3 separate regions of the Homo sapiens genome follow, and all the other regions are linked to region 1. A link is a contact called in ENCODE Hi-C or POLR2A ChIA-PET data. All regions are on one chromosome and are shown on one strand. Each heading gives the region's core, a stretch centred on a gene start or an enhancer-like site at or near the end of the contact. The rest is flanking DNA. Distances are from core to core; before and after follow the strand shown. Region 1 has its middle 50 kb from the start of ARL8B. Region 2 holds the start of ARL8B (ARF like GTPase 8B). Region 3 has its middle 58 kb from the start of BHLHE40-AS1.

Region 1 (2,970 bases), core at 240-2,739:
GAAACACACACACATGCTCAAGTCCTATGTTTCTCAAGCCCTTTTAGCTGTGAAACACCTTGTTTGCCCACTTACAAACACATTTTGTTTTTTTTTAAGAGACAGTGTCTCTCCCTCTGTCACCCACCCAGGCCAGGATGCAGTGGCACCATCATAGCTCACAGCAGCCTCAAACTCCTGGGCTCAAGAGATCCTCCCACCTCAGCCTCTACAGGTAGGTGTGTGCCACCACACCCAGATAATTTTTTTTTTTAATTTTTATAGAGACAGGGTCATGATTTATTGCCTAGGCTGGTCTTGAACTCCTGGCTTCAAGCGGTCCTCCCACCTTGTCCTCCCAAAGTGCTGGGGTTACAGGCATGAACCACCATGCCCAGTCTAGAAGAATGTTAGTAGTTCACATTTATTAAGTACATGACTATGTGCCTGGTATTGTGCTTTGTACTTTACCTGGATTATCGCATTTCATCTGGACCACAATTTTACAAGAGAGCTGTTCTTATTTCTTCCATTTTACAGAGAAAGATACAAGAGGTCAGAGAGATGGCCCAAGGTCATATTGCCAGTGACTGTGGGAGATAAGATTTGAACTCAGGCGTCCTGACCCCTCAACCTGTGTCTCCACTTTCAGATAAAAGCCAAATTGCTTTGTTAAAGCAGAGGGTAGAACCCCAGAATCCTGATCACTCTCTCCTTGACCATGTCCTTGTTCGTGGCCACCAGGGGTACAGTCTGAAAACCCATTCAGTCCAACACTTCATTTGATAACTTAATTGATTAAACTGATTAATTCAATAAATAGAAGAACAATCACTCAGTTCTCAAACACTACCCATCTCTTATTTTTCTCTTTTCCTTGATATAATTAGACACCGTTTTTCATAGCTATCATCAATACACACATGTAATTTCATCTTGGGCTCTTTTTAACATAAATCTCTATTTTCTGTAAACATTTCATGTATAAACCCAGACATAAATCTTACCGATTTTAACAACTGCTTATTATGTTAACGGAGCACTTGATGAGAATTTCCTAACCTGTATTCCATGAAAGCCTACCTCCAGGTGATATGAATAAGTATCTGCAATAAAAAGGGGTTTTATACATTTTTACATTTATATTATACATTATATATATATATTTATGATAAGTTTGGGGAACAATACACATACTCTTCTCACAGTATGTTACTCTGTGAGTATATTACTCCCTTTCAATACCCCCACCAACATGCACATTAGAATATTAGAAACACTGAGAAGTCACACAAGAAAGCAACTGGCATAAACAGGCTTAGCAAACTGATCTGATGGTGAAATCTTTTTGGAGACACCCTTACTGAGCAGATTTACTGCCCAATAGACTCCAGTTGATGGCATGACACCCTACGCCAGGTTTGCTGGATTCTTTCTACATGCATGCGAGTGCCCTTACTTTACAGATGAGGAAGCTAACACTCAAGTCACCCAGCCAGCTGGCAGCACTGGTTAGGACCATAACTCAGGTCTCCTAACTTTTGCAGAAATCCATGTGACAACATTGTCTGGGCTCTTGCAGGTTGACACATGCTCTGATATTTCACAATTTCTGAAGAGCAAGTGAGCACAATGCCCAGTTCATGATGGATGGCTCAGGTCACATGGTAACTTGGCAGCTTGGGATAAAACATTCAGTCTCCCCTTAGGTCCTGTAGAAAACCCAAAAAGCCTTCTCAAAAGGTGAATATGTAGCGCTCTGCAGAGGAGGACACAGCTTTGCTCCCAAATCCTGAGGTTCTATGCTGATCCACCCCTAACCAGCAGCTCCAAACAGCATCTCTCAGCCACAGATACTTCAAGCTGCATCCTATCTTTTGGGTTGTAGGGCTCAAGCAGGGAGCAGCTTTCACAGCAACCTGATCCTGTTGTGACCTTCTCATATTCTATGCCCTTCATTAAAAAAGGCCACTGTCAGTGGGTTAGGAATGAAGATATAGGCTCAGGGAAGGAGCCACAACCAACATGCAATGGGGCGGGGAAGAAGGCAGGTGTAAATATCAGTTATGACCATGTGACTAATTGCAGAAACTAGGTCTGTTATAGTTATGGGCATTTCTTCCCGATTTTGTCATGGAGGCCGATGCAGAAGGATCACTTGAGCCTGCAAAATCAAAGCTTCAGTGAGCTATGATCTCGCCACTGCACTCTAGCCTGGGTGACAGAGTGCCTGGGGTGCTCTCTGGGTGCTCACCCAGAATGCCTGGGTGACAGAGCCTGGGGGTTACCACCCCCAACCCACCTCTCATTAAAAAAAATGTGCTAATACGATTTAACGTTGTATTTCAGTATTTAAGTCACGATTTAACCTTGTATTTCAGTATAACCTTGTATTTCAGTATTTAACCTTGTATTTCAGTATTTAAGTCACAGGATATCAAAAGGGCAGTGTAGCTCAACTAGAAAAGGAATGAACATCACCCAAAAATAGTTAAGGAGGTTTGGGGTCCCTTATGGAGGAGAAAGTTAACATGTTTACAGATGCATGAGAGGTTATCATATTACGTTTTGACCCATAGTATTTCTCATTGTTAAGGTGCCAGCTATCAAACAAATACTGAGTATAAAATGGGAAAGAGATTCAGGGGAGTCTGGTGCAGCCAGTCTGCCTATGAATTCAGAAATAATACTGTATTTGTCCATGCACAAAGTTCAGCATCCTTTTAAAGCAAGTGTGCCAACAAGGATGAAGGAAATGGATGCCCGTGTATTAGAGGATGAATAAACATACGCCACTTGGGGGAACTCATGTTCTCTTAGTCTTCTCAGAACTTACAAGCTGCAGAGACTTTTTGTTGATACTAAGAGATGGGTTAGTGTGTGTGGGGGATTCTGAGCAGAAATGGTTTTTGGTGCCAGGTGACTCATTTTTCAACAACTTCCACATTCAGCAGATGGTGATAATGCCAGCACTTAGCGATGGGGCTGAGT
Region 2 (2,970 bases), core at 222-2,721, 50 kb before region 1:
CATTCCTGTTGCTTTATTAGTGCAAGGACTAAGAATCACAAGTTACCTATTTTCTCAAACATGAAAGCTGTGTTTGAATCATCTTGTGTAACCTAACCAGTCGGACAGCTAATCTTCAGGATTTCAACAGTCATCGAAAAGGTGGAAGAACTGCTGCCATCTCTCTTCAGAACAGTTCTAAAACTCCCCTGGCGTGTACAAGCCACTACCAGCTAAAACTGAGTCACAACAACTCTTGGGCTCTAAATAAAGATCGAGGCGAAATCTTTCACTCCTATTTATTTCCCAACCAACCAAACAAGCAAAACGAAACAATCACCTTTCTACTCAATCATTGCTGAACAAACACCACATTCTATGTAAGTCCTCAGTGCAATTTTCCTTCCACCCATTCCCTAGGCCTGCTAAGCTATGTTCCTGCCCAGTACCTTCTTTTCTCTTCAAGTGAAAAACACCATTTAAAGACCAACTCCTCTTTCGCAGGGTAGTTAACTTTATGCTAACTGCAGATCCATCTTATCTAGTCGCTTAAGACAATTAACTCTTAGCTTAATAAATACTATGTATTGTGGGCTAGCTGGAGCTCAGCAATGAGCTTGGTCTCCGCGCCTGGGGGACGGGTGAAAACAAGTAACTGAATTAGATGGGACCAGCGGCCCACAGAATTCAGGAAGGCGCTCACACTGGTCTCCCGCTTTCACAATGGGTCTATTGGTCCAAAGTGGCAACTTAAGAGAGGCTCTTAATGCTTACGCTTTCTCGTACGGCTGACGGATTTGCCAAATCCCACCCTTTGGGAAAGTGACAGACTGGACTTAACTCTTTGGCTGCCCCTACTGGGCAAACCCAAGGGAAACCCCAATCCCCAAGCGCTTTAAAAATGTGACGAGTTCAATTTAACTCTTTCCGAGCCCCCGCGGCGTTGAGGACACAGCCCTTGGAAAATGTCTACACTGACTTAACCCTTCCGCTGCCGATCTCAGTGCTACTCCCCGCGCCGCCAACACGCGGGAAATTCCAAATGCTGGCCCTCGGGAGATGACAGGCCCAGCTTCGCACGCCCCCCGCCATCAGTCCCATCGCGCCGAGGGGGGCCCCAACTCAGGCCTTGGAGAAGCGCCGGGCCGGACTCCTGGCTGCGGAGCCCCGGGCGAGTGAGTGGGCGGGCGCTCACCGCGATGACATTGACGAAGGTGGTCTTGCCCGAGTACTGCAGCCCCACGAGCGTCAGCTCCATCTCTTCCTTCCAGAAGAGCGAACGGAACCAGTCCAGCAGGCGGGAGATGAGCGCCAGCATGATGGCGGCCGGGAGCGAGAACGGACGGGAGGACGGACGAGCGGCGGCGTCGACGACTTCCACACGAGCGGGCCTCCGCCCGGACCCTCCAACGGCTCCTTGGTGCCCCGGCGCGACACGGGCGGACACCGGCGGGCGGCAGCAGCCAGACCCAGGAAGCCGAGCGGATCATATGACTCGCCCTACCCCCCACGCCCGTCCCGGCGCCGCCGTCGGCACCCACGGCAAGAGCGGCGCGGCCAATCCGGCCAGGCCCGCCCGCCGCTGGCATCGCCACCTGGTGGGCATGCTCCGCAGCACAGCGTACCCTCGGGCCCCCTTGAGGCTTTCTCTACATTCATTCATTGTTGGTTCATTCGTCATTCATCCACTTATACATTCGTTAATTCATTCATTCATTTTTTGCTATAATTGTTCATTAACAATCTGCAGGAAGACTTCAAGACTCTGGAAGAGTTGGCGTGGAATAAAAATTCCTGTCCTACATTTTTGGTAGTAGCAAAAGATAGTGTTAACTTAAAAATGACACCGTTTATAAATTTAGAAAGGAGAGCATTATTTCTTAAGAAGGGGATTATAAGCTGTAGGCAGGACGTGCAGCCTCGGGCCAAAAAAAACAAAAGTAAGCACTTTGAGAGAGGGAAGGGTGCAACAAGAATTTATATTGAGGAGTTGGCCAAGTAAACATATTTAACTTATGGAAGGAGCTATTAATATGTATGAAGGTGGTCTTACACACATAGTGAACAAATCTGTATGTTGCATATGACCTATGTTCATTTGGGGTGGCGACTTAACATTTAAATGTATTATAATCAGGCAGGGCGCGGTGGCTCATGCCTGTAATCCCAGCACTTTGGGAGGCAAAGGTGGGCAGATCACCTGAGGTCAGGAGTTTGAGACCAGCCTGACCAACATGGTGAAGCCCCATCTCTACTAAAAATACAAAATTAGCCGAACGTGGTGGCATGCACCTGTAGCCTCAGCTGCTTGGGAAGCCGAGGTGGGAGAATTGTGTGAACCCAGGAGGCGAAGGTTGCAGTGAGCTGAGATCATGCCACTGCACTTCAGCCTGGGTGATAGAGTGAGACCCTCGTCTCAAAAAACAACAATTAAAAAATAAATAAAGTAAAAGTATTATAATCAGGCCCTCCACATCAGAAAGTGAATCAGGGACGGGAAAGGTATTGAAGTGCTTGGCCTCTGTAAAACCAGCCAGAACTGGGCTGGGCGCGGTGGCTCACAGCCTGTAATCCAAACACTTTGAGAGGCTGAGGCAGGTGGATCAGGAGGTCAGGAGTTTGAGACCAGCCTGGCCAACAAGGTGAAACCCCGTCTCTACTAAAGATACAAAAAATTAGCCCAGGCCGGGTGCAGTGGCTCATGCCTGTAATCCCAGCACTTTGGGAGGTCAAGGCGGGCAGATCACCTCAGGTTGGGAGTTCAAGACCAGCCCGACCAACATGGTGAAACCCCGTCTCTACTAAAAATACAAAAATTAGCGGGACATGGTGGCACGCGCCTGTAATCCCAGCTATGCTGGAGGCTGAGGCAGGAGAATCGCTTGACTCCGGGAGGCAGAGGTTGCAGTGACCGAGGTCATGCCACTGCACGCCAGCCTGGGTGACAGAGCGAGACTTCATCTCAAAAAAAAAAAAAAGAAAGAAAGAAAA
Region 3 (2,970 bases), core at 205-2,704, 35 kb after region 1:
GTCTTCCTGTTCAGTGTTCTTTTTCACCAGCCCCCAAACTGAGGAACCCTATTCCTTGTTTGTCTGTTGGTTGGTTGGTTGGTCGGTTGGTTTTGAGACAGAGTCTTGCTATGTCACCCAGGCTAGAGTGCAGTGGCGCCATCCTGGCTCACTGTAGCCTCTGCCTCCTAGGTTCAAGCAACCCTCCTGCCACAGCCTCCCGAGTAGCTGGGATTACAGGCACGTGCCACCACGCCCAGCTAATTTTTATATTTTTTGGTAGAGACAGGGTTTCACCATGTCAGCTAGGCTGGTCTCAAACGCCTGACGTCAAGTGATCTGCCCGCCTTGGCCTCCCAAAGTGCTGGGATTACAGGCATGAGCCACCACACCCAGCCTGTTTGTTTGTTTTTTTGTTTAGAAACAGGGTCTTACTCTGTCATCCAGGCCGGAGTGCAGTGTGGTATGATCATATCTCACTGTAACCTCAAACTCCTAGGCTCAAGCAACCTTCCTGCCTCAGCCTCACAAGTGGCTAGGTCTACAGGCAGGCACCACCATGCTGGGCCAACTTAAAATATGTATTTTTTGTAGAGACAGGGTCAGGGGAGAGGCATTTTCACTGTGCTGCCTAGGCTGGCCTCAAGCTCCTGGCCTCCATCCATCCTCCAGCCTCATCCTCCCAAGTAGCTGGGACTATAGGAAAAGGCCACCACTCCCAGCTCCCCTATTCCATTTTTCGTTTGTTTGTTTAAACTTGACCCACTTCTCCATCTTCTAAATTGCCAGAGGTAACTGAGAGCTCAAAATGTGGGCCCAGATGGATGACCTGAGCCAAATCCCTTTCCCACAACTGGGGCTGCTGGCTGCCATGTGCCCCAGAGGCCAACTCAGAGAGAAGTGAGAAAAGCAGAGCCAAGAGCCAGACAAAGAAAGAGAGTCTGGGCAGCCCTGGGTTGCTGGTTCTAGTCCTGGAGGCCATGGCTGCTGCACTCTGTTTTCCAGTTCTGCGAACTACCACAACAGCCCTGCAGGCTTCTCAAGTTACTTAAATCCACTTCTTGCTTTAGCCACATTGAGAGGAGTTTTGACACTTGCAACCAAAAAGAGTTCTGACAAATACACAAGGTCACAGGCAATTCTGAATCATCGACTTGGAGCCCCAAAGTTCCAAGAGGCCTCAAAAAGTCATCCAGGCCAGGGGCTTAAAAAAAAAAAAAAAAAAAAAAAAAAAAAAAAAAAAAAAACACCACAACCTCTTATTTTAAATAGCTAAATCTTCAAATCTTCAGGAGCCCAAATATATAAAACAGACAAAAGAGGAAGTGCTGTGGTAGCTGTAAGAGTGTGGAGACCCCGAGCCCTGCCCACCACCTCCTCTGTATCCAGCTGAAAGCTACTCGTCTGGTCCAACTTCCTACATCAGGAATCACTTTGACCACATTTTTGACACCTGGTCACCTAGCCTCAGCTTGAACACATCCACACAGGCAGCTGAGTAAGCCTTGAGGCAGTCCCCTTCTTTTTTTTGACTTCTCTGATTGCAAGACAGTTGTTCCTCTGCCTCCTAGAGGCATTCGCCCATGGGTCTTAGTCCTCTGGGTTGAAACAGTGTGAATTAAAGCACCTTTCCTATGGCAGCCCTTCCTGATGACAATGATCATGTCCCACTTAGCTCCCAGCTTACACATCCTCACTTCCTTCTGACTGTTGCTCATGGGACATCACGTCCAGCTGGTGAGCTGCCTAAAATAGGCAGGCTGCTGTTCAAGGTGTGATTTCAGGAGGACCATAAAGACAGAAGGCTTAGAGTTAGAGAACATGCTTATTTTAAACATACACACACACACACACAACACACACATGCACACGCACACGTTACATGCACACATGCAACGCTCAGAGGTTGACGGTAACCCCTTTACTTCCTATGTGCAGCATTTCCCCTGTGCCAGGCACTATGCTCAGGACTGTCCACTCCACTTGTGCTTCAGCCTTCACGACATACCCATGATGTGAGGCGTCATGTTTATCCCCATTTAAAATATGATCCCTTGAGGAGTTCAAGTAACTGGTTCAGGTACAAGTACTAACATGCGGTGGGAGTGGGATTTGAACCCAGGACTCACCTGACTCTAAAGCTGGGGTGGCTGGGTATATTTCTATGCGACTCCATGGCTCTCTTTGCTACTGACCACCTAGCCCAGAAGGATGATAAAGTGGAGCCCAGGAAGGATATGATCAATGCAGTTAATTTTTATATCACTGTGGTCAAGACACAAGGCGGGCACCTCCTTTGTATGTGAGCCTTGGAAACGCTTCTTTTTAAACATAACACAGTCATTGCGTGTTAGAGATGATTTAATCTGTTAGTTGAGTGAGCAATCGAGGAAGACGTGGGTCTTTGGGGTTCAAATGAGGAGGCATGACTGCCTGGTAATCAAATTGATTGCAGTGAGCTAGCTTCCCTTTTCTCTTGTCTGTAGAGACTCTCTAATCTCTTTTTCCACCCAACCCCCACTTCTGGATGCCATTGTTCCCTAGAAGGAGAATCTGGGGACCAAAAGGGTGAAGGAACCAGCCATGGCCACCTTGGAGCCCATGATGTTATCAGAAGGGAACTTGGCCCCGGCTCTCTCCCTCCTACACTCAGGGGCACATCCATGTTCCACGACTGTGTCTGATGTTTTCTTAAAATGCTCCAGGTGTGAATTGTAATAGTAGTAATAGCAATCATATTCTTGATAACTTTTATTGAGCAATTGCTATACACAGGCATATACATCATCTCACACAACCTGCCTCCCTTGTGACTATTACTGTTAGCCCATTTTACAGACATGGCCATTAAGCTCAAGGGAAACTGGGTAACATATCGAGGTTTCTTGCCCAAACTCACCCACTTATAAACAGCATGACTGATATTTCAACTTTGGCAGTTTGACCTAGATCCCAGCTATCTTGATATATTAAGGAACAAAACAGGTTTCA

What was found. Hi-C counts contacts between places; a loop is a spot of excess contacts on that map. ChIA-PET counts read pairs that join two places held with the same protein, here RNA polymerase II (POLR2A). Pooled maps may share reads with other maps.
Region 2: a loop to region 1 is called in a map of gastrocnemius medialis, with 8 times the contacts of the local background. The contact joins the promoter of ARL8B here to the enhancer-like site in region 1. A Hi-C loop is called at or near these places in 3 of 168 maps with a recorded cell type or tissue (HCT116, K562 and gastrocnemius medialis) and 1 of 50 pooled maps. POLR2A ChIA-PET finds 5 or more read pairs at or near these places in 8 of 52 experiments (A549, AG04450, CD8-positive, alpha-beta memory T cell and 5 more).
Region 3: POLR2A ChIA-PET joins it to region 1 with 12 read pairs in BJ. The contact joins two enhancer-like sites. POLR2A ChIA-PET finds 5 or more read pairs at or near these places in 8 of 52 experiments (A673, BJ, CD8-positive, alpha-beta memory T cell and 4 more).

The regions. Positions count from the first base shown.
Region 1 is chr3:5,071,195-5,074,164 of GRCh38, reverse strand. No RefSeq gene overlaps it. Among named protein-coding and RNA genes, the nearest start is that of ARL8B, 50 kb to the left of the region's middle. Within about 2 kb of position 1,489, at least 2 of the 41 ENCODE cell types and tissues checked have a DNase peak (open chromatin) inside an H3K27ac peak, as active enhancers do; they include gastrocnemius medialis, where a contact is called at or near this core.
Region 2 is chr3:5,120,793-5,123,762 of GRCh38, reverse strand. ARL8B (ARF like GTPase 8B) reads right to left here and starts at 1,471. Exons shown (of 7, transcript NM_018184.3): 1 at 1,175-1,471. The coding sequence starts at 1,297. LOC124906212 (a long non-coding RNA gene) reads right to left here and starts at 704. Exons shown (of 2, transcript XR_007095800.1): 1 at 47-704. RefSeq lists a silencer at 1,406-1,665.
Region 3 is chr3:5,036,460-5,039,429 of GRCh38, reverse strand. No RefSeq gene overlaps it. Among named protein-coding and RNA genes, the nearest start is that of BHLHE40-AS1, 58 kb to the right of the region's middle. Within about 2 kb of position 1,454, at least 2 of the 41 ENCODE cell types and tissues checked have a DNase peak (open chromatin) inside an H3K27ac peak, as active enhancers do.